2 separate regions of the Homo sapiens genome follow, and region 2 is linked to region 1. A link is a loop called in an ENCODE intact Hi-C map of the cell type or tissue named here. Cell type or tissue: IMR-90. All regions are shown on one strand. Links, peaks and the distances in the headings refer to the core of each region. The heading gives the core; the rest is flanking DNA. Region 1 overlaps KCNK2 (potassium two pore domain channel subfamily K member 2). Region 2 overlaps LOC124904510 (a long non-coding RNA gene).

Evidence for each region. Hi-C counts contacts between places; a loop is a spot of excess contacts. Peaks named below come from ENCODE experiments on the same cell type or tissue, not always from the same donor. Only the 100,000 strongest peaks of a DNase experiment are listed, where the experiment ranks them.
Region 2: a loop joins it to region 1, with 2.6 times the contacts of the local background. A loop is called at or near these places in 2 of 110 quality-filtered maps.

The regions. Positions count from the first base shown.
Region 1 is chr1:215,139,745-215,152,531 of GRCh38, reverse strand. The region is part of intron 3 of KCNK2 (potassium two pore domain channel subfamily K member 2); the gene reads right to left. Among named protein-coding and RNA genes, the nearest start is that of KCNK2, 63 kb to the right of the region's middle. RefSeq lists an enhancer at 241-778. In IMR-90, for the core only: a CTCF peak has its summit at 6,082; a DNase peak (open chromatin) is centred at 6,081.
Region 2 is chr1:214,951,792-214,964,578 of GRCh38, reverse strand. The region is part of intron 1 of LOC124904510 (a long non-coding RNA gene); the gene reads right to left. Among named protein-coding and RNA genes, the nearest start is that of KCNK2, 120 kb to the left of the region's middle. In IMR-90, for the core only: no CTCF peak of the experiment used is centred there; DNase peaks (open chromatin) are centred at 6,628 and 7,068; H3K4me3 peaks cover 371 bases; H3K27ac peaks cover 2,381 bases.

The sequences.
Region 1 (12,787 bases), core at 2,878-10,877:
ATACCATTAATGAAGGCACACAAAGAGACAAAGATTTACTACACTGAAAACCAGGGAAGACAGCATGCATATGAGAAACATTCTCATTAAAACACTGCACTTAAATAGCTGGGACAGTATAATTTTGGGCTCCTGATGACTGTGATCTCTGAAACTCAAGAGCAAGCCAACTAGGAAGTGGAGAGGAAACTGTTTTTGCATTTCTCTACTATCAGTTGTGGTGCATTTTCTGGTAGTGCCATATGTCTCATTTTCTCTACCTCCATCATAATTTATCCCTAAGTTAGTTCTACTAAAATGTTCTATCTACTCAGAGGCCACACGGCTCTCAGTATGCAGCATTTAGGCACTGAGAGTAGAACAAATTCAAGACAAGCCTTGAAATAACTCCATACTGGGACAAAAAATGTTAATGTACTATATCAGGGAATTCTGCAAGGATCTAAGGATAAATGAGGAGTGAGGAGTTAAAGGAGTGTGAACAAAAGAATGGAACAAAAGCCATCCTACTCAACATAAGCCTCTAAACAAAAAGTCCATGAATAAATCAAATGCTTACAAAGGTAAATACAATCAACACTTAGAAGAAGAATTACTGTAAATGAGAATAATTTCATGAAGTAATGGACAAGAGTTAAAAAGATGTAGACGTTCAATAAGTAAGGTAAGCATGGTTAGGCTAAAATTCCTGGGTTCTTATTCCCCACACTACAACATTCCTACACTCCCAGAAATAACCATCACAAATATAATAAAAAACAAACAAAAAAACCTCAACAGCAACAAAGATTTATAAGAATAAATACAATAATATGAAAGTACTGTATGGATAAAATTACAAACGAAAGTTCCAAAATGAATGACATAAAAAAAGACCTGGAGGAATGAAGAGGTATCAATTTTTATCAAATCTATGCATAAATATAATGCACTTTACAATAAATATTTTGGAATTGTTTTTAGTGGAACTTCATGAACTTATATAAAAATCATCTATAAATGTTTTTAAAATGGACAAAAAATAATGAAGTCAAAAGATTTGCCTTACATGATATCAAGATTCACATTAGCAATTAAAAAGCAATATGATTAAGACAATATGGTATTGGACAGGGTACTGAACAGAGAGAGGCAGACCAATCCAAAAGAATAAAGAGCTCAGAAACAGAACTAAACATATTTGCAGGCATCAGATTCTACCAAAATTAGGAGGATGAACTAACCAATGAATAAGGGTGGCCTACTCAATGAGATTGGAAGGGCCTTCAACTGTCTATATTGTGTTTTGTTCAATAATAACAACAAAACAGCATGAAGCAATGTTAACATCTGATAAAGGTAGATGTGCAATATTTTTTTCTCTAGACACTTCTACACATTTGAAATATTAACCAATAGCAAAATAATGAGAGAAAAGAATACCTATAAATATATTACATTTATAGATCAAGAAGACATTGGACAATAGTCTGTACTACTTCTTTTATTTCTTTAAAAACTAGAAATATAAAATTATTTTATCATGACAAAGAATATCTATCTCAAAGTATTTAATATCATATTCAATATTACAGCACAACTGGATGAATTCTCTTAAAATCAGGAAAAATGATATCCATTTTACAACTATTTTTATCATTACTCTGAAAGTTCTAGCAGGTATAATGAAAGAAAAGAAATAAAAATATAATTATTTTAAAGAAGGAGACAAATATATTAGTTGTGCGTGGAATTAAATACCTAGTAAATAAAGGAGAATATTGAAAATTGAATAAAGAAAATTGGAAGATGAATAAAGAAAAGCTTAGTAAAATAGCTGAATGCATGATTAAAATATGGAAAACAACATCATTATAATATTTTAGCATTATCTTAAATGTGCTAAGTGAAATGGAAAAATATTTATTCATGATATTAAGGGAAATATAAAAATTACCTAAAAGTAATCGTTGTAAGTTATATGCAAGAATTTTAGAGAACAGCTTGAGCTAGTGTAGAATGGGATGAAATGAAGCAGAAAAGAACAGAATAAGGTCAGAAATGCTGCATACTAATTTTTAAACGTATCATTACATTTAAAAACATCACAAACGTTGGAAATTAAACAATTATTCAATTAATAGTGATGGAGAAATTGATTACTCTTTCAGAGAAAAAAAATTCACCCTATGTGAAAACAAGCAACAGGCAAAATACACATAAGATAACAAATAGAATACAAATAAGTTAACCAAACCGAAATATTTCCCTATTGGTCCCCTCTGATTATGTTACTTTCCTTGCTTCAAATGCACATTCTCCCATGCCCCCTGCTCTTACCTGGCTCATGCCTAAGAATTATTTTGTTGTTACTTGGGTTAGATATCAATTCTCCAAGAAGCCATCTTTAAGCCCTCAATACATAGTCCCAAGACTGGATCTGAACCCCTCCTGCATGCAGGGTTCCCTTTACTAAGACTGATCTTACTAGATCATAACGATCAGTTCTATAATCAGAAGTTCCGTAAGGTCAGGGGCCATGTTTTAGTCATCATGATAGCCCTGGTATTCCCACTGGATATCTAAACAATACCTAAATGCTTCCTAAAGTTATCTTCCTACAGTCTATGCTTCGTGGTAGCCCTCTCTTCATTCTACTCAGGCAGTCTCTCATCTTGAATGTTGAGGTTTTCAAGAATACCTGATAAAGTTTCAGAGTGTGGACCTAATTGTCAAACAGCTTTTCAATGTGGCCTTCACTGAAATGGTGGGGTTAAGAAAAATATTACATGAAGATATCCCACTAGTGACTCCTGATTATCTTTCAAAATCTCTTCTGCACATGAGTTTTATCTGCACTTCGTACTTATTGAGTTAACTTCTGATTAGCATGCTTCCTTTAAAAATAATCGTACTAGCTTATTTCATGTTCCTCCCTTTAGTAATTCAGAGTTTTGACCTTAGCGAAAGGCTAGCAGATAACTATGGCCATAACTCACTTTGTCTTGCCATTCTTTGTTAGTGACCTTTTTCTTTAACACCTCATGGGTTGCATTACAACACTTTCTTCATAAAGTATCTTTTCATAGAAGATTGTCTCTTCTCCAGCATCCCTATGCCCACTGACAGATGTGCCGAGGAAGTCTCCTAACTCTGTGTGCTCTGGGGAATACCTTAATCTTTTCCTTCTCCCGAACACTCATGGCATCTATCACCACCATTTGATTATGTTTAAATAACATAAATTGTCACCACAGGGCCAGAGCTCCTGAATCTCACTCATCCTCAGACGACAGAAGGCTTTGTAGGCAATGAGGCAGACCTCCTTACCACCACAACCCCTCCATTCTCCTTCCCTGCTTCCTAGCAGTTCCACCGCCACTACCTCAAAGCATTAAAACAGCCTGTCTGTGTTTTTTCTCACACAAATCCATCTCCTAATAACCAACTCTTTCTAAAGCGCAGCTTCAGTTTTGATATTCTGTAGTTTCAAAACCCTTAAGTGTTCCAAAATCGTTCAGCACAAATCATCACTCCCCTTGTGCCAAGACTCCCCGGTGTACCATTGCTCTCTACCTTTTAGAAACTTCAGAGTCATCATTACTCGCTGAAAAAAATAAGCTGAACTTTCCCGATTCCTTCATTTTTATGTTGTTTTCTCCCTCTAGCTGACACAAGGGTGGACCTTCAATTATCGTGTTGAAATCCTGTCTGTCCTTTCCTCCCACCTCACACCACTTTCACACACAGTCATTCCTTACCCTTTCAACCAGCTGTGATCTTGCCTTCTTTCAACATACATAGTACTTTTCTGCCATTAGAGGAACTATGTATTACTCTAACGTGAACTCTCATCATTCGGTTACAGGCTTTGTCTCTCTTCTTAATCATAAACTTGTTGGGAGCAGAGAATCTCTGGGAATTATTTTTCTTTCCTTTATATATCTTGTATAGGGATTTGCTCAGAGCAGATATGCAAGAAAATATGCTGAATTGAAAAGAGCAATCTATAGGTTTTTATTAATACCGCATATTTTAATTGAATAGACATATTCAGATCTAGATAGTTCTACTGTTCTAATTACTTGTACTCATTTTTATTTTATTCTGGACAGCAAGGAAAAGCAAAATTATTGATACGTACATATTTAAAAAAAACACCCTTAAAAATAATTAATGTACAGGCATGGTGGGTCATGCCTGTAATCTCAGCACTTTGGGAGGTTGAGGCAGGTGGATCACTTGAGCCCAGGAGTTCAAGACCAGCCTGGGCAACGTGGAGAAACCCCATCTTTGAAAAAAAAAATTAGCCAGGTGTGGTGGTATGCACCTGCAGTCCCAGTAGCTCAAGAGGCTAAGGTGGGAGGATTGCTTGAGCTCATGAAGTTGAGGCTGCAGTGAGCCATGATCACACCACTGCATCTCCCGCCTGGGCAACAGAGCAAGACCCTGCCAAAAAAAAAAAAAAAAAAGGAAAAGAAAATAAAAAAATAATAATTAAAATATCATTTCAATACAGAACCATTTAAATTACTTTAGAGGCAGAAAAACAACATTAATAATACAGGGCAAAAGAGTTGAAAGTAGGATGAGAAAAAAGAGCAACATACATTTAGGAGATGCCCTCAATAAGCAACCTAAAAAGAGCAAACCTTTTAGAAATCAGAGTGAAATGACAATCACATCTCGTGTTTTTGTTTGTTTGTTTTTTGTTTTTTGAGACAGAGTCTCACTCTGTCACCCAGGCTGGAGTGCAATGGTGCAATCTCAGCTCACTGCAACTTCCATTTCCTGAGTTCAAGCAATTATCCTACCTCAGCCTCCCAAGTAGCTCAGATTACAGGCACCTGCCACCACACCCAGCTAATGTTTGTGTTTTTGTTAGTATAGACAGGGTCTCACCATGTTGGCCAGGCTGGTCCCGAATTTCTGACCTCAGGTGATCCGCCCGCCTCAGCTTCCCAAAGTGCTGGGATTACAGGCATGAGCCACTGCGCCAGGCCACATCTCGTGTTTTTAGAAAAGTGAGTCAAAGCTACTGTTATGCAGAGGAAAGAGCCTAATCAAACACTGAAGAAGAAATATGATTCCAGAAAAATATGATTCTAATTACAAGACAATATCTTTGTGAAAAGATCTGTTCATTTTAGAATTTTCACACATCGTACACTGTTCCTCTATAACACCAGTTTTAAACTAAGGATCCATAGCAAAATCATATATGGAACTTTAAAAATCCACTTCAGAACAACTAAATTATTTTCTTCTGGAAAGGGAGGATGGTACATGTGCATTTTAAAATACCTACAGAGGTGATTCTGATTCATGCCCCTGTCATAGATGCAAGGTTTATGGGTCGCAAGCTATATGAGGCTCTGTAGGAAAAAAAATGAATAAAAATTAAAAAGAAGACCCATACAAATGAGGAGTCTTAATTTTCAGTCTCGAGGTAAACCTGCCTCTGTCTCTTTGTACATAGAACAATATTGATTAGATTTATCTCTTCTAGACAGCTATGACATCACTCTATTACTATATTTTCATCAATAATAAAATAATTTTCATTACCAATAAAAAGGGTAATTGCGAATATTTCTTGAATGCTCACAATCTCACTGCATATCAGATACCATGCTGATCCCTTCATGTGTACGCTTATTTTAACTTGCTCAACAATCCTACGAGGTTTAAGTACAACTAGTTATCCCCACTCTCTGAATGTGGAAAGTGAGATTTACTGAAGTGAAGTAATGTGTACAAAGTTAAACAATTGTTAAATGTTAAAGCTGAGATTTAAACTATTAATTCAGTTGCTTGGAGCAAGTGTTTGAGATTAAGGCGAGAGATATGGGTCCTCAAACTTAGCGTTTTTCTCAGTTGCATAACTACAACATATAAATCTGGTTTGGGACATGCCATTCTGCAAATATGCACTGTTTTACCTTGTCAGACTGGGAAAGTATGTATATATAGGTGCATCAAAACAAATGCATTGATTAAAGTAGGTAAATCAAAGGGATGTTTTGACATTTTGTGTCAACTTTAAGTGATCAAACTTCCTCTTGGCCCAGAAACAACCGCGCCTGCAGTTCAAACAGTATTTCACAAGATGGCTCCCTTGCTATTTTTAGTTGCAACTTACATAATAAAATCCTACATGACAGTTGTAAATTTCAAAATCTATAGGAAGTTACAAGTTTCTTATGTTATTTTTTGAATGAGCTTCTACCAAACATTTTTTGGTAGCAAGATACATTCATATAACCTAGAATTGCAGCTAAACGTTGAAGGGCTATTCCTTTGCAAAGAAATTTTGCCAAAGAACAATAATAATCTACCTGTAGATTGTTTCCAAACTTTCCCAGCTGTTTCCTGAATACATTTGAAATGCATGCTGTTCTCATAGTCCTTCTCAGGCTCCACAAGTGTCTCACAGTGAGAATATTTAACTATTCTGGATTTCATTTCGAGTGTTTAAAGATATGCATTTTGTTAATAAAACACGAGCACTAAATATTGGCCAACTATTTTATCTGAAGCTCAAGCCAATCAAGAGAGAACTGTTCAAGGCGTAATAAAATTATATTTCTGTCAATTGCTGTAAATTCATGTGTTATTTAAATACTGATGATCTGATTCTCCTCTTATTCCAAGAGGAGAAGAAAAATAATTCTGTAGCATTAAGGAAATGGAGAACTATTTCTTAGCACAAAATTTGAGTAACTTAAGTTTTCCTGTGTATTGAAAGAGATCATAAATTAGGAATCTGAACTTCTATCACAAAGCACTTTCTGGAAATCACACTTTAAAGAGTATTGTTAAAAGACTTTTCCAATATAATTTGATGTTGTATTCCTGACCAGACTTGGCATCAAACAATAAACCATAAAATCAATAAATAAAAGTCTACTATAGCAGTAAACTGATAGAACTATATAATTCCTCTGTCATCAAATTGTCCTAAAGTAACACATTAGACATAACATATATTTTTTTCATTTTAGAAAGCTGGATCTTGGTGGACATAAGTAATCTAAAGTGCCAAGAAATCCATGCTATCTTTGATTCACAGTAATTTTTCTCAACTGCAAATAGACTTATTCAAATTTATTTTCAAGTGTACTGAAGGTAACGTAGCATAGCAGTTAAGACTTCAGGCTCTAGAGCCCAGGTGTCTTGGTTTAAATCCTAGCTCTGCTACTCTGTCACTGAGAAAGTTACACACTGCTATGTGCCTCAGTCTCCCCATGTATAAAACAGTAAAAGGAATACATAATATAACAAACATAAAGAACTTAGCATGAAGCATGCCACATAGTAAGCAGTCCATGAGTATCAGCCAGCTAAAGTCACTTTCATGGCCACCAAGCATAGCTCAGGTAGTACCACTGAAGCTCAGAATAAGGGTCTGATGTCAATAAAAAATAATGGTGGCAATGATGATGATGCTAATGATGATAGCACTTTCTCTCCTGAAACATATTTCAAGTAAGGAGTGGTTGAGTCAAAATTCTCTTTTCACACTCTTCACTTTGCAGAATACGCAACCATAGAAAACAGCTACTTGATATTCAGTCAAATAATCTGTGAAATGAAGTGCTCTAAATTACTGTTCACCTTTCATTCTCCTAGCCAAACAGACATTAGCAGCTGTGAGAATATTTAATCCTTCATTAGTAAGTGGTATAATAATTTTATGACAGCAAAGCCTGTTATTTTGAAGGCGTTAACTTTGACATCCCTCACAGAATTGCTCGACCGTATCTTGTTTAAGATGGCCTATTAATTTTTATATTCACAATATAAACCACCACGAACTGAGGTGGGAAAAGCCTCTGAATTTTTTAAGCAAAATCATTAAATGTAAGCATAGACACAGCCAATAGAATTCTGACCCCATCACTACACAAAGTGGAAAACTGAGGCCAAAAAAAATGAAATATTGGTGGCAATAAGGCAGAATAGATTGAAGAGATAAAACTCAAGGTTTTCAAGTACTGACTGTCTATATTGAATATAATTTTACTTGAAATAAGGGTGTAAGGAACGAGCCGTGCCTTGACTATTACCTTGTGGTAGCAATTCAAAACTCATCAACTACTGTCTGTCTCAGACAGGAGAGAGAAAGCAAGTGACAGCCAACCCACCTGAATGATGTGTAACTATACAGATCCTGAATCTGAGTGATGACAGCTGAAGTTGGGTCATTTAGATGAAAGGCTACATCACTAAAACCATTAAGGGGCATCGATTAAACTCAATTTAATGCAATATCCATTACCATTTTTAAAATTCATCTCTGGTATGGGATTCGGCTCCCATGTACACTTTTATTTTGACAAATATCTTCAAAATAATTTATTTCTGTATCTTAGTTTTTAAAAGATACACATTAGAAAAAAGGGCATATGTTTACATTTTTAAAAACTGTACCCTCAGCATCAAAAGAGTAATGCCATTTAGCCTAAATATCATACAAGGTTTTCTCACACATGGTAAAGGCAGATATACTTTACTTAATTCAATATTTACAAGTAAACAAAGTGTTGGGAGACACATCAGAGATATAGTCCAGTGTTTTTCATACTGATTTCTTGCAAATTACTTGTAGACAGTAATTTTCCAAAGGTGACGATTTTTACTTGTAGAAAGTGTTTTCCAAAGGCAACAATGGCATAGCCCTTCCACTTAGAAAGATAGGGTCTTAGAACTAAGTCCCTAAACCATTAGGAGGAAAGGCGAACATATATCATCAGTTCACTTAAAATTTGTGGTACAACATAGATACTCTACATTTTTCAAAATGTAATTCAATACAGGTCTGGCTCCCCTGGCCACTAGAGGCAGAGGTCAGAGTTAAGAGGTTATAAGTGCCAACACTACAAGCTAGGCTCTGTAGGCTTAAAACACCACAATGGCATGTGCCTGCTGCATGATTAGGCACATTGTTTAATTTCTCAATGCTTTGGCGTACTTATCCAAAAATGTGAATAATGGAAACAACCACCTTATAGGGTTGTTATAAGAATGAAATTTCATAACATATGTAAAACACTTAAAACCTGGCACATACCACATGCTAAATACTGTTACACAAGAGACCATACAAAAGGCAAGTCTTTCAATCTAATGCCATAATTTTTCTGACCTATGACATTTTAAAACCCACTGATACCAAGGCCTACAATGTTAAGGGCAAATCAAAAGTGGCCCAGCCAGTGTACAAAGGCAAATCTGTGTGACCTCAAAGTCCTGCCCTCCTATAGAAACAGGCAGCCTTCCCTTGGATACAAAACACTTCCACTTCTGCCTCACCACAGATACACTTACACAGACACACACACGCATAGCACATGCACAAATAGATCTATTTATCTGTTTTATACATGTTAGAAATTCAATTTAAAAAAAAGGATTCTAGGGCCTGGGAGGCAGAGAAGAAATATGAAAGCCACTATTCCACATCACACTTCGTCTTCGCACCTTAGTTTCCTACACACTTTCTCATTTGATCTTGAAGTGAAGTACAAACACAAAAAAGATAATTATGAGAAGGCCCACCCTTGCTCTAAATGTGGACTCTTAGTGTGTTTTCCCCTTTCTGTAATCTCTTCACAGCTATGATGACTACCTCAGATTACATCCTTCATCCTAAATTTAGTCTATTAGAAAAGCAAATGCTGGAACCCAGGATTTTAGCAAGAAATCAACAAAACAACTTTCAAAGACAACTAAGAAAAGCAGCTAGAAAAAAAAAATATTTCTTCATTTCCATAACAATTCAGAGCCTACAGAGAGAGAATATGGAAAATTTTATACTCAGCAGAAGAAAGTAGACTGAAATGCACTCATTGGCAACCAACTATAACTATGCTATTCCACTACTGAGCCTGCTCACATTGAATCAAGTAGAAAGAACATTTGAGGCTCCAACTTCACTGTCTGTCCACAAATTAGAAACACCAATCCAAAGTAAAAACAAGTAACGTAAAAAAACAGAAAAGAAAGATCACCTTTTAGACTCCATTAAAATTGTTCCTCTCATTCCCAGTCTATTTTGCTGTTCAGTTTTCCCCAAAGCTATATAATTAACACATAACATGCTATATTACTTACTTTCCTATTAAGTTTCTAACTAAATTTTTGTCTATTTTAATATAATACTTCTAGATTATGTACTCCAACCATGTAGAAGTTGTTCCATGAAAACTCTGTAAATATTTTGTGAGGAAATGGAAGAATGATTCAAAAGAGCATGTCTCCAAAAATAGTATACTGCAGGACCCAGAATATGTTTGGAAATCACAACAGGAGAGAATAAAACGTAAAGCCAACAAAAAATAAATTCACTGTGATTTAAAGACAAAATTAGGAAAAGAGATGAGTAAAAAAATAGATGATTGAAAGGAAACTGAATATGCAATTGCAAAATTAAAATCTGTATTCAATGTAATTAAGGAGTAGAAGAGAAATAGTACAAACTCAAGTCAGTGATGCAGCTCACAGAATATAAAAGATTTCCCAGAATTACAGAAAAAAAGTAATGGAAGAAAGAATTTCAAAAGACAAATGAAATATAGACAGAACTGAGGATACGAAAGCAACAGAAAATTTTCCAGCGTCTTTGAAGATGGAAAGGCAGAACCATCAGCATAGAATAGCTGAAACTATAATGTAATAGAAAACTTTCTCTAAAAACAACGAATTAACTGGAATAAGTGCAGGATTTTTAAAAAATCTCTTAAAAAATGAAAACAGCAGTTAGTTGGAAAATAGATTACTAATAAAAGAAGAAATTCAGGTTAATATCAAACTTCTCCCTGCAGTTGCCAGGAGACAATAAAGAACAATTTATAGAGTTGTGGTAGGAAAAGTTGTGATCCCAGAATTTTATACCCAGCCAAATTAGCTTTCATGTGTGAAAGCAAGAGAAAGCCATTTGCAAGTATGAAATATTTATTGCACCTATGTACCTTCATTTAAGAAAAGTATCTGAGGGTTATATAAACTAATCGTGAGATAAATCTTCAGAATAACAAGATACAGTCATGTGCTGCGTAACATTTGGTCACAGATAGACCACATATACAACAGCAGTCTCAAAAGATTATAACAGAGCTGAAAAATTCCTATCGTCTAGTGACATCATAGAACAACATATTACCCACGTTTGTGGTGATGCTGATATAGAAAATCTACTGCACTTCTCATTATATAAAAGTACAGCACGTACAATTATGTACAGTACATAAAACCTGATGATAGAAAAAGTTACTATGGTACTGGTTTATGTATTTACTATATTATACCTTTTATTATTATTTTAGATTGTACTCCTTCTACTTATAAGAAAAAACGTTAACCGTAATAGATATTCTAGGAGAAGTTATTGTTATCATAGGAGATGACAGCTCCATGCATGTTATCAATAAAGACTTTCCAGTGGGAAAAAATACGGAGGTGGAACACAGTGATATTGATGATCCTAACCCTGTGTAGGTCTAGGCTAGTGTGTGTGTTTGTGTCTTGGCTTTTAACAAAAATATTGAAAAAGTTTTTAAAAATTAATAGAAAAAAAGCATATAAAATAAGAATGTAAATAAAATATTTTTGTACAGCTGTAAAATGAATTTTAAGCTAAGTATTATTACAAAAGAATTAAAAAGCTCAAAAACATTAAAAAGTTTATAAAGTAAAACAGTTATGGAAAGCTAATTTATTATTGAAGAGAGAAAAATATTTTTCATAAATTTAGTGCAGCCTAAGTGAAGAGTGTTTTTTAAAGTCTACAGTATTGTGCACCAATGTCCTCGGCCTTTACAATCACTCACCACTCACTCACTGACCCATGAAAGCAACTTCCAGTCCCACAAGACTCATTTATGGTAAGTCCCTACACAAGTGTACTATTTTTAAAAAATCTTTTATACCATTTATTTTGTGCATCTTTTCTATGTTTAGGTATGTTTAGATACACAAATACTTACCATTATCTAACACTTGCCTACAGTACTTAGTACAGTAACATGCTGCACCTGTCTGTAGCCTAGAAGCAATAGGCTATAGCAGATAGCCTAGGTGTGTACATCTAGGTTTGTGTAAGTTCACTCCATGATGTTTGCACAGTGAGGAAGTTGCTGAATGACACATTTTTCAGGAAATGTCACTGTCGATAAGTGACACATGACTGTATATGGCACATCACACTGTTTTTCTCACAGTTTAAGTGACATATATTGGATCTCACATTGGATGATACAACAATTTAGATGACTGAATCACCTTGCCTAAAGAATGAGTCAACAAAACTTTTTTCCCCCTTAGAAAAGTAAAGACAGACAGTATAACTAGTAGCCACTGTAAATGACAAGTAATGGCTTTCTGTATCAGTGAAGTTCATATTATAATACCTGAGTCATTGTTTATTTTTATGTTTTCATTTTGAAGCCTAATAAGTCAATGAAAGACAGATACTTATGCCAGCAAACTCAAATTTATAACATCCATAAAGACCAATGATACTGGCATGTTAAATATCTCTAAAAATCAGTGATTATGGTATAATATCAACTAAGTCAACTATACATAGGAAAATCACTGTAAAAGAAACATGGTCCTATCTAGTTATTTCCCTTTTTTATACACTTCTGTATTATTCTATTTTTATGTTAATCACATATTACCATATATGAGAAAAGACCAATCTATATATATACTTTGATAACAAGTCACCTCATAATATTTTTAAAAATCGGGGAAAAAGGCATTAAAAACTGGTACTGGATTAACTCATACATATATATGTCAT
Region 2 (12,787 bases), core at 2,485-10,484, 190 kb after region 1:
GAAACCCTGTCTCTACTGAAAATACAAAATTAGCCAGGCGTGGTGGTACATGCCTGTAATCCCAGCTACTCGGGAGGCTGAGTCAGGAGAATCATTTGAACCTGGGAGGCGGAGGTTGCGGTGAGCCAAGATCATGCCATTGCACTCCAGCCTGGGCAACAAGAGCAAAACTCCTTCTCAAAAAAAAAAAAAAATTGTTACCCACCCTCACAGATGAGGACACTGAGGCAAGGAGGGTGTAAGCATCCTGCTATCTGTCATAGAGCTGGGCAGTAGGTGAGTTAGGGGAGAAGAAATCAGAGCCTCGTGTGTCTAAGTCCAGGGTTCTAAAAGACACCTTGTCTCTCATTTTTACACCCCAATTTCTCTAAAGCTGAATTGTGTAGATTTTTTATAGTTTATTATTTTTTGTAGTGTTAGAGAATTTAGAAAGTCTTTAAAAGCAAAATTAAAGGCTAACTCTGCACATAAAGTTTTATACTAATGATCAGGGAACCTAAACACTTCCACCCCAAAATGCATAGTTTGGTGCAAATGTTGGGCAATTTGAGAACTTTTGTAAGTGCTTCCATTTCAATGGAGTTACTGATGTGTCCTCCATACTGGCTGCCCCTTCCTGTTTAGACAGCAGCGTTTCATACTTACTGAACACCCTTTCTCGACACTTCCCTGGCAAATGAACAGTACATTTCATTCTCATCATTAAGTTAGACCAAACGTTAGAAGAAACAAAGTCAAAAGAAAGAATGTATGTGTATGCCTGAATCATAGAAGACTGTCCCATTCTCATCTTTCTGAACCAAATAATTGTATGCAATGCTTATAATATTAGCCATTTAAGGCCCCAGGCTCAGGGCTTGCTGGAAGCTTCCTAACCCAGCCTTAACCTAATCCTACAAGCCTGACTCTCACTTGCCAAACCCATTGGACCTACATAAACTGGAATGATGCATCTGCTGAGTCTGTATCACTCGAGGTTTTCAACAGAAGCTGACTTGGACTGAGTAGGCAGAAAACGAAATTAAAGGTATCAAAAGAAGCTCTCAGAATCAGCAGGAGTGTAGAGAACCAAGCTGAATGTGTTTCCAGAAATGATCACCAAAACTGTGCTGCAGGACTGATGTGATGAGGAAGGGGTTGCTGCCACCATCAAGCATTGGACATTACCCTGTCACTTCTGTGCCGAGACCTACGCCTCATAATCATGGCTACTGACCACTTCAACAGAAAGAGGGACAGAGAGGAAGCACGTTGTGTCACTAGCAACTATATTGTGTCACTAATTACAAAGTCAAAAACTGGAGTGGGTGAACCTGCCTAGCAGATCCTCTGTTACATCCCTGTGCTTTAGTATAAAGGTGATCTCCAGCTTTCTAGGGGAAGGAGGTCTCCACCACCCCCAAAACACAAGGTAAAGAATTTTCCCAATTTTAAACCAAAGGATGTTGTGTTTCCCAAACAAATGACAAGTGCTCATTTCCTGGCACAATAAAACAAGTATAATATCCCCCTATTTTTGAGTTGAAAAAAAACAAGAGGTACAACTTATCTGAATTCATAATGACCAAGGCAAAATTGAAATCGTAGTGTTTCCAGTCCAAAGCCCATTCACTTTCAACAAAGCTATGATGCCACACATTAAAATAAAAAGTTTGAGCTAAATATTTTAAACAATGGGGTAATAAATAAATAATTTAAAAATGTCGGATACATAAGAAAATTTTAAAAAGCTATTGATCACATTTACTTGATAAAGATTTGATAATCTCAAATCAAACAATTGCTGCTGTCCAAATAAGCTACCTACTTTTCCACTTTCAGTTAAGTATGAATGAAACACAGAATCAAAATGATATAATTTTAGATTTTTTTATTCATTTATCTCTTTTCTTACAGGACATTAGGAAATGAGCTGCAAAAGCAGTTTACCATCTTAAGACTGCTTTGATATGGAGTTTTAGATATGTATTGATAAAAGTACATATTCACTACGCTGCTACTCTGTGCAAGGCATTGTTTTAGCCACTGGGAAAGAAATGATGACTCTCCTGTGGAGAAGCTTCAAATCTAGTAGACGATTCAGAGAAGTAAAGGCATCATTGCAATTGTGCAGGAAGTGTAATGCTAGGAGGCTTCGCAAAGGAGGCTCCAAGCCATTAGGGAGGCCACAATCATATTCCTCATTCAACAAGTTTCTATGGTACAGCTTAGATAGGCTTTGCAGAGTTACATGTTTATGACACAAAATAAATATGGTCTCTATTGGTATGTAATTTAGAACCTAGTGAGGAAGATAGAAATTAAACAAATAATTGCACTAACATTTTCCTAAATATAATTGTAGTAAGCGCTATAGAAATAAACAGTTTTGTAAAAGTTTATTACAAGGTAAACCTACTGTAATATAGACAGTGTAGTGGAGAGTGTTGGAAGACTGTTGTGTGTGGGTCTTTTACATTTATGCACATCTTGTCTCACTTTTTGTTCAAAACTTTCTTTTTAAGGATGTTTGTATAATAAATAGCCTTGGACAATAACGATAATGCCTCTTTCTGAAGCAGAGGGAAGATTTATTTCCTGACTAGTACAGTAAAGACAATGTCTCCTTCCAGGGAAAAGACTGGACAGATTTGCTGGCATTCCCCTCCAGAATATCAGGGTTTCTTAAGCTCAAGTTTCCTCAGCTTTGGTACAAACCCACTTGTGTGCAGCATTGACCTGGGCTGCTCTGCATCACCCTAATGAGACTTCAGGGACAAGGGAAACTGACGAGAACATGCAGCTCAGCTGCCTGCTATACAGTGAGTAATAAAGTTATATCTGACCCAGGAGGCTCATGTCTTCTGCCAGCATCTATGAACTGGTAGAGTAACTTGTTAGCTTACACATAAGGTAATAGTTCAAATCATTCAAGGCACCGAGGAGCTGGTGGGAAGTCAGAAATTTTCCTAAGGAACTTAGGTTGAAGCTGGGACCTGAAGAATAAGGAGCCGAGGGTGGAGGTTGATTACTTCTGGACAGAGGAAACCCTGTGGCAGACCTCTGAAGGAATGGAGCATGGCACAACTCAAGAGCTAAGAAAGGACTGGAGTGCCCAGAGCACAGCAAGTGCTGCTAGAAGGATCTCTAAAGGAGGCTGCAGAGGTAAGGAGAAGCTTGATTATACAAATATGTAAGGAATTGAGAATATATTCTGAGACAATCCTCCATGAATTGTCTTCGAGTTGCAAGTACACATCTTGCAAGCTGCCTAACTGCCCTTTGTTCTGGACTATCATTTCAAGGATGTTTGTAATTAAACAACTTTGGAAGATAGAGATAGTGTCTCCCTCTGGAGCAAAAAGCAAGCATGCTTACTGCCCACTATAAAAGATTTGGGTAATCTTGGGCTCAGGGTTCCCCTTCTACAGTGCAATCCATTACATGTGCAGTTGTTATCTGGCCCTCTTGGCAGCACTCTGTAGGAACTGAGGCTCAGGGAAATAGCATGAGAAATGCTGATGCTTTGGCTACTGCTACTGTTCTAAGGAATCTGTGTCTTCTACCAGCCTCCAGGAAGCTGTGATAGACTAACTTGATAGCTTACAAGTAGGATGAAATCTCGGGCCCTTCACAGTTCTTGACAGTACTTTATTCAAAGAACACAAGATGTTAGACAGTGGGCTTTTATAGTTTCATATTTTGACTTTTTTTGGTATAGTAACCTACAAATCCCTAGAAAGTAGTGTCATAAATTGAGGAAATCAAACCATCCACTCCCAGAGTGGTATTTGGCACAAAATGAAACATAAATGTTAAAAATAATCATTGTTTTCAAGGAGCCTAGAATATTCTTGGCACAACCATAGACTGGTAGAATGGAAACCACATGGAGTTAGTGTATTCATTCCTGGTTCTGCCCCCATGCCAGCTGTCTCAGATTGTACAAACTACCTGATCTCATTTGCTCTTAAACCCATCATTCACTAAACAAGGATAATAGAACGTTTGTCACATAATTCACATAAAGGTGGAAAGAGATGATAACACTTTGATACAAATAATATATTTATCTACCAAACACCCTTTAAATCAGCCAACAGTGTCTCTCTTTGAGAAACTTAGCTGTTGATGGGCACTGATAAAAATATTCAAGATAAATTTGCTCTTGATCTAAAACTTTTTATTGTGAGGTCACTGGCAAACCATCCATCTATTTGTGACAACTTTGGTTTTCTCTTTCTAAAAGCTTTGACAAACTCAGGAAAAATGGTAAGACCAGATGCACTAGATGTATAAAAATATGGCCCACTTCCCAATTTCAGGTACTCGATACTTGAAAAACTATTTCAGTAAAGCCACAGGGACTGTCTACATCTCCAGAGGCACAACTACAGAAATGTTGAAAATGAAGCCATCTGCCAATTCCCCAAAACATGTTGAATGCCAGTTTCTTAAAATGCAAGGAGCAGGTAAGTTTTTTGTTTCTGTTTTTAAAAGCAGTGAAGCATCCTCATTCTCAAATTGATGAAACCTAAGTACTCACCAAAGCCAGGTCTAAGCTGCCTCTTTGTAGATTTCAATCTTCTACAAATTCTGAGCAAAGAAATTTGCTTTCCATTCTACTATGACATTTTCGGACATTTGCTTAAGATTATAATAAATTGTAAAGACCTGATAATTAAAGCCTCAATCTGGAGATAACATAACACTTTGGAGTGATTGTTTCTTTGCTGTTTTGTGAATGAGAATGATAAATCCAAGAGAAGATAAAGGACTTTGTTAAGGGAAGCAAGTCTGGCCTGACACCAGTGTTGGAGCCAGTACAAAACAGGCATTGAAATTGACTTATGGGACTTTCAAAACTCACCCAAAAGTCATTTCAACTATGGTACCTGATCCCTCTCCCTTCTGCCTCCACTTTATCCTATACATATTTTTGTCACAGCCTCCATATCACTTTATGCCACTTAGTGATTCATCTGTTGGTTTTCCTCCTTAAAACTAGAGATTGAATTGTATTTTACTATTTACCCTCAGCAATTAGCATAGTCGCTTAACAAACGTTTTTGTTTTTAGATTGAATTACTTAATGACTAAAATATAATAACTAGACTGATACATCACAGTCCAAAATAGAAGTAAAGAAATTATTATAAGAAAGCCATGGGATAGTGTTCAGACAGGAAACTAAAGTATTAAGGTAATATTGCAGCAAGTTGGGGTTGCATTTTAAAACTGTAATTAAAATTCCTTTCTCTTTCTTCCAAAAAAGAGAGTGTGGCCCCCAATGCTACTTAGGCGAGTGAAGAACAAAAAGCTAAAGCTTTTAGGAATGAATTAACAGCATTTGCAGTGACCTAGGTGAGACTGGAGACTATTATTCTAAGTGATGTAACTCAGGAATGGAAAATCAAATATCGTATGTCCTCACCAATATGTGGGAGCTAAGCTATGAGGACGCAAAGACATAAGAATGATACAATGGACTTTGGAGACTTGGAGGGAAGGGCAGGAGGGGGTCAAGGGATAAAAGACTACAAATGTGGGGCAGTTTATACTGCTCAGGTGACGAGTGCACCAAAATCCCACAAATCACCACTGAAGAACTTACTCATGTAACCAAATACCACGTGTACCCCAATACCCCTATAACTGATGGAAAAATAAAAAATAATAATAAAATAATAAACAAAGCTAAAGCTTCTTCCTTCTACCTTTAATTACGGGGAGCACAACATGGCTTTAGAATTGTGAAAGGCCAGAGAACCCCCAAGGGTTTCAAGACAGGTTCCAGCAGGGCAGAGTTACTGGACTCTAGACAAATAGAAAATGGCAGGTTTGTTCCTCATAGAATTCTAAGAAGTTTTCTCAAAGTATTTCCTCATTCCTCTGAGAGCTGCAGTTGGCCTGTGGGTCCAGCAGTCAGAGTTTGTGTCTAGGCTGAGCATCACATGCTCTTCGGGTGCCCCTGTGCCCAACTGTCCTCTTCTTCTCAGTGTTCTGGAGCCCCCTCCCTTGACAGGTGGTTGTTACTCCCAATTTATTCTCAAGCTTGTCAGCTAGGATTATTTTCCTCTATCATCTTAGACAGTTCAAGAGGTAATCTTAGCAAACATATTATCTAATCAATACAATCACTTTCAACTTTATGGTTTGTATACACAGTGATCCTTAATTCTAGCTAATATTTCTACAACCCCACTGCCATGTTCTGAATGTTTGTGACCCCCTAAAATTCGTATGTTGAAATTCTTACCCCCAATGTAATGGTATTAGGAGGTGGGGGCTTTAGGAGGTGCATAGATCATAGGCCTGGAGCCCTCATGAATAGGAGGCTGAGAGAGACCCCTCATCCCTTCTATGTGAGGTTAGAGTGAGATGATGGCTATGAGGAAGGGCCCTCACTAGACACCAAATCTGCAGGCATCTTGATCTTGAACTCCCCAGACTTCAGAACAGTGAGGAACAAATGCCTATTGTTGTAAGCCACCCAGTCTATGGTAGTTCATAATAGCAGCCTAAACTGACTATGACAGCCACAGAACCAGAATTAGCATGATTACAAGCTGAATACAAAAGAGAGAAGGTCGCTGATGAGTCAAGAATTATCCCCCAAATCCCTCTTTACCAAACAAGGGCAGAAATGTAGGCAGCATTCCATATTAGTGAGACAGAGTAGGATGTCAGGGGGTCGTTCCGGCATACAAAAAACCCACAGCTGAGAGGCAGTGAACATCGGGGAACCTCTTGGGAGGAAATAATGGCCAGTTATGGGAACTGGTTCAAAGAGGATAGGAGAAAAGAGTCCCAAGAGCAAGCTAGGATCCAGTGAACTGAAATACTACACAAGTGTTAAGTCCAGGTTCTCATTACAAGTAAGGGTTTGGACTCAAGAGACAAGGAAGGGGAAAGAGCCTATTTAATGAAAAAGGCACGGGTAAGAGCTCACTTCTTCTTCCTAAGCAGGAAGCCTGGGTTTGGAGACGGGAGTTCGACTCAATCTGCAACTGAGTATGAAGAAGGTGCAGCAGGAGACATTTGAGCTCTTGCAGAGACAGGATGTTGCACAACTTGCCACATGATGTTCAAAATATGCGTCACTATCTTGCCAAGGGCCAAACACCACAGGCAAATGAAAAACATATACCCATCTGTCTTAGTCTGTTCATGCTGCTATCACAAAATGCCTGAGACTGAATAATTTATAAGGAATGGAACTTTATTGCTCACAGTTCTGGAAGCTGGGAAGTCCAAGATCAAGACACCAGTAGATTCTGCGTCTGATGAAGGCTTGCTCTCTGCTCTCAGAAGGGCACTTTGGTGCTGTGTCCTCAAAATGGCCAAGGTGGAAGGTCAAAGGGCCTAACTAGTTCCCTTGACCTTTTTTATAAGGGCACTAATCTTCAGATTTAATCATCTCCTAAAGACCCTCCTCTTAATACTATCACATTGGGTCTTAGGTTCCAGCATGTGATTTTTAGGGGGACACAGACATTTAATCCATAACACCATCTGTTTTCAACATACACGCCCACAGACACCGCCCATCCACCTCTGCATAGAACCTCTACCTCATTGATCCTTTACCTCTCCCTTGAGCTTTGATGCATTTTACTCTGTTTTTCCCTTTTTCAGACCTGTGCCCCTCCTCAGCATACTAGCACTCAGTACATAAGAAATGGATCCTCTACCTAAACCACCACTGTAAGCAAGATGTTTGTCTCACCTCTAATGTGCCTCCAGTAAACTTTTTCTTAAAACTTCCTGAAACTTTAAGGGAGAGAAAACAGAAATGTTGTCCACACTTGCTGATGGGATTAGAGAAAATGCTTCTCCTCTTCCACACTTCAGGAATAGTAGCAAACCTCAGAGAACAGGGAAAACTCCCTGCTGAATTTAATGAGGTAAAGCCTCAGAATTCGGAAGTAGCAATTTAATTGGGGACCTCTGTCTATTCATTAGAATATTCATGAAGATGACAAAGTTTCTGAAAGCCTATAAGATAAATAAAGCCAATGATAGTCTCAATCTTAACGATAGAAGCATGCCCAGTGCTTACACAGTGCCTCATACACAATACATACTTAACAAATAATAGTTAAATTAATTAAATGGTTAAATGAGCCAATGAACGATCTATCTTTATTAACCTTTTCCTGGATTTTGCAACTGAAAAGTTGGGAAATTCTTTACAACTAATTAAAACCTGCAATTTAAACACATAGCTAATTCATCTATGTTGGGGACCATGAACAAATCTTATTCCTTCATAACACTGTTTTTACACAGCTCTCTTCTCTTTCATTGTTGGGTAAGTAAGCCAAAACCTTCATGTTCTTCTTAAGAATCTTGAGGCTGGGCACAGTGGCTCACACCTGTAATCCCAGCACTTTGAGAGGCCGACGCGGGCAGATCACGAGGTCAGGAGATCGAGACCATCCTGGCTAACACAGTGAAACCCCGTCTCTACTAAAAATACAAAAAATTAGCTGGGAGTGGTGGCGGGCGCCTGTAGTTCCAGCTACTAGGGAGGCTGAGGCAGGAGAATGGCGTGAACCCAGGAGGCAGAGCTTGCAATGAGCCAAGATCGTGCCACTGCACTCCAACCTGGGCAACAGAGTGAGACTCCGTCTCAAAAAAAAAAAAAAAAAGAATCTTGAAATACTGAGCTCCTAGTACAGAATCCCAAGCCTCAAATCATTTCCACATTCTCTCCCATTTCATCCCTCATAATTTTCTTCACTTTCATTTTATACCTTCCTCCGCATAGTCTTTGGTCAAGTATACAAATCATTGCATTAATGTGTACTTTCCAAATTCCTGATTAAAATTTAATTACTAATAAGATAATAGTAAAGTGGCAACAGATATTTTCTGCATTGCTTTTAAAGAAAGGTGAAGTAATTTATGGGACTTGGAGTTCCCATGAATAGCTTACTTTGTTATAAGTAAAGTTAATTATTCATCTTTTTATAAATAAAATCTAAAAATAAAATATGCCAGGAATAATGACAAATAGATTTGATTAATTTTGTAATTTATTCCATTTCAATGGGTCTGTCAAGATCTTTTTTTATTTTTTGCTCACTAATACAATTATATGCAAAGCCCAAACCATAGAACATGGAATTAATTTCCACCATTTCACTGTCATTATGATTATCATCATCAAAATTATTAGATTGGCCATTTTCCTTTCTGGAAAGGAAAACAATCCTTAAATGTGGAAAACAGTCTACATCCATTGAAATTCTTTCCTATACCGGTAACTTATATGCCCACTGGCTCTGTCATGTATTGGTATTGTTTTGTAAGGAGTATAAACAAGGGGCAAGGGATGCTGAAGTACAAAGTAAGTGACACTCCTCTCCAAGAAGTGGGATAAAACTCAGAAACCAGAATGGCCCGGTCTCTGCCCCCATTTAGTGTGTGGAAGAGAGACTTTCTCTTTTGTCTTGCCCTATGCTCAAAAGCCTTAGGACCAAAAGCAGTAATATAAGGTTTGTTAATTCTTCATTGAGTACCATATGGCAACAAGAGGACACTACCATGGATGTCAGCAATTATTACTAAGCCAATTCAGGCCACCACGTTACTCTTTTGGTATTCTTCTTCCATTAACTATAAGCAATATAAATCATTAATACCATATAATACACTTAAACACTTTTGCCCAATTTAAATTGAAGATAGTCACTGTTACAATTAGGGCTTTGGTCTTACAGACAGACATTCCTGCCTTCTATTCTTGTCATGACTACCAATGGCCAAGTGACCTTATGCACCTGACCTATACTCTGCAGGTCAGTTTCCTCTTCCATACACTGACACAGTCAGTGCATATTTAATCAAGGTCATTAATTTTAGGAAGTGCCAAGCACAAGTGTAGGAGCAGTAAAATACTGTCTTAAAATAGTAACATGTGTGCTTTTCTTTATATATAATCTTACCAATTAATCATTTCCTCAAGGAAAATTAGTTTTTTTCTATAACAAGGACAAAGAAGGAGAAACAATAAATTTGCTGGTTTTCAACAACTCACAAATAGGCTCTTAAAGCTCAAAGAACTAAGACATAGAGTGTTGTGGGCTGATTTATGCCCCAACACCTCCAACTCATTTGTTAAAGTCCTAACCCCCAGTACCCCAGAATGTGATGATATGTGGAGATAGGATCTTTAAAGAGGTAATTTTAGGCTAAATGAGGTCATTAAAGTGGATCCAGTATGACTGACTGTCCTTATAAAAAGGAGAGATTAGGGCATAGACAAGCCCAGAGGAAAGATCATGTGAAGAAACAGAGAGAGAGAAAATGACCATCTACAAACCAAGAAGAAAGGCCTTAGAAGAAATCCACCCCACTGACACCTTGATCTTAGACTTCTAGCCTCCAGAATTGTGAGAAAATAAATTTCTGTTGTTTAAGCCACTCTGTCTGTGGTATTTTCTTATGGCATTCCTAACAAACTAATATGTATTACAAGATTTAAAAGAATGGAGAAAGCCTCAGATTTCTTTGCCTCCAGAAGAAGGGTTGAGGGCCATTCATTCAGGCGGGGACTGGAAGTGTGAGGCAGAATATATTGGAGCCCTGGAGAAGGAGTCTGAAATGAGGAGAGCAGATCTAAGTGAACCACATGGAAGACAGTCCCTTTACAGAGATATTCAACAGAAGCTGACTCTCTCACTATCACTGCTCCTTCCACATGCATTTATTTCAATGCCAGCAAAGAACAATTTCAATCAAGGAAGTTCACTCCAGATTTGACTTAATATTCATTCTATCATAAATAGCAAGAAAAACTTTTGAGTAAAAATTCCAAACAACTATTAATCGAGAAGAGGAAGAAACAGGTACTGTCTAGGCAGATGAATTGTGTAGTAAGAAGATCCTGGAAGGAAGTGGAAGTTTCATTTAAAGACTGAAAAGAATAATTCCTAAGGAAAAGTAAGCTTATTAGAGCAGATTCTGCTAAATAGACATACAGAGGAAAGCTCTAGAGATCAAGCTGCTGTTCAAATATGGAAGATTTAATGTACTTTCTGAGAGGAAATCCTGGGAAAGGGCCTGTTTGAGAAGTAAAATCTCTAAACACTTTAAGATCATTCAATTAAAACAAAAATTGTAGAAACAGTTGAAATTTGAATAGGAACATTAAACCTCTCTGAAAATCAAAAGTCACTCTGTTGGTTTTAAGATATGAAAACACAATATGTGCTTCTTCATGATTAATAAATCGTATCAGAAATACCATATTTTAAAGTGTTTTTAATGGCATTCCATTTTAAAACATTCAGACTAAAATTACCACTTCATTAACTGATTTTTCAAATATTTTTCATACAGTTTCATGGCAGATCTTCCTTATCATGTGTTCTATATTAAAATTATCTAGTATGTAGAAATTTTTTTTAAATGAGGAACACTCTACACTTTCCTTTTAATTTATGTTCAGGTAGAAAATAAAGGAGAAATATGCCTAAAAGATCCATCTGTAATGAGAAATACTGTGTGTAGTATGATGCAAATAATACAGATTCCGAGTTGACCACCAGGTGGTCAGAACTAAAGAGAATAATTCAGAGTAGACTTCCTCCTATCTTGGGTTTTAAATTATGCTGAAAAAGCAAAATATTTTAACAAAGATGGTGGAGGTGGGATGGGTGCAGAGAATCACACTCCAAGAAGGATAACAGGATTAGAGGAAGACCTGACAGAGGGAGCTAGAGGACAATGACAAGCAGATGATCAATAGTGGGGCTGCCCTCTTAAGACGGAAGCCGGAATCTCTTCTGAGGAGGAGCGGAAGGAGCGTGCTGTTCACAGTCACGTAGACATTGCCTACTCTACTGTCTCCAGACCACTGAACAAGGCAAAACGGGAGAGGGGGAGTAGTGAGAAAGACCTACGCTGACTTCAACTGAGGGATACCAAGAGTATCAAACCACAGATGTTCCCTCGCTTTTCTAAGGAGATGGGAGCAAATTAGGAACCTGATCCTGCCATATTGCTGGTCCTCAGAGCTGAGCTCTGCAAGACTATACTCTTTGCTCAGGGAATTAGGTGGCTTACACTGATTTGATAGGAAGAATTACAAATAACTTCTCTCTCAAAATTTTTACGAAAATAAAATGGGATTGTGTGTATCCATACAGTATCATAATGTAAATGATCATAATTATCATTTGAGTACAACTAAGAGTAATGAACTGAAACACCCATTTTCCTTTTGGTTAATTCTCAATTGAAAATAGAGCCATTGCTGTTTGTCTTAATCCATTCAGGCTGCTGTAACAAAGTACCATAGACAGGATGGCTCATAAGCAATAGACATTTATTTCTCACAGTTCTGGAGGCTGGAATGTCCAAGATCAAGGTGCTAGCAGATCCATGTCTAGTGAGGACCCACTTCCTCATAGACAGCCATCTAACCGCACAAGATGGAAGAAACAAAGGGGATCTCTGGGGTCTCTTTTATAAGGACACTAATTCCTTTCATGGACTCCCCATGACTTAATTGCCCCCAATTGCCCCAGCTCCTAAATGCCATCACCTTGGGGGTGAGGATTTCAACATATGAATTTGCCAGGGACATAAATTTTCTGATCACAGCACTGTTTTACATGAGGCTTGAATTTATTACCCAGGTATCTAGATTATCCAATTTCTTGTGCCTTTTCTTTCTCTGATAACAGCCTCCTTCAGTTTCTTGATTTCTATTTATTTCATTGATTATTGGTTTTCTCCTTTTTTGATGTCCATCACATGTTATTAGTTCCTGGCCTTGGGAGTTAAATTATCCATA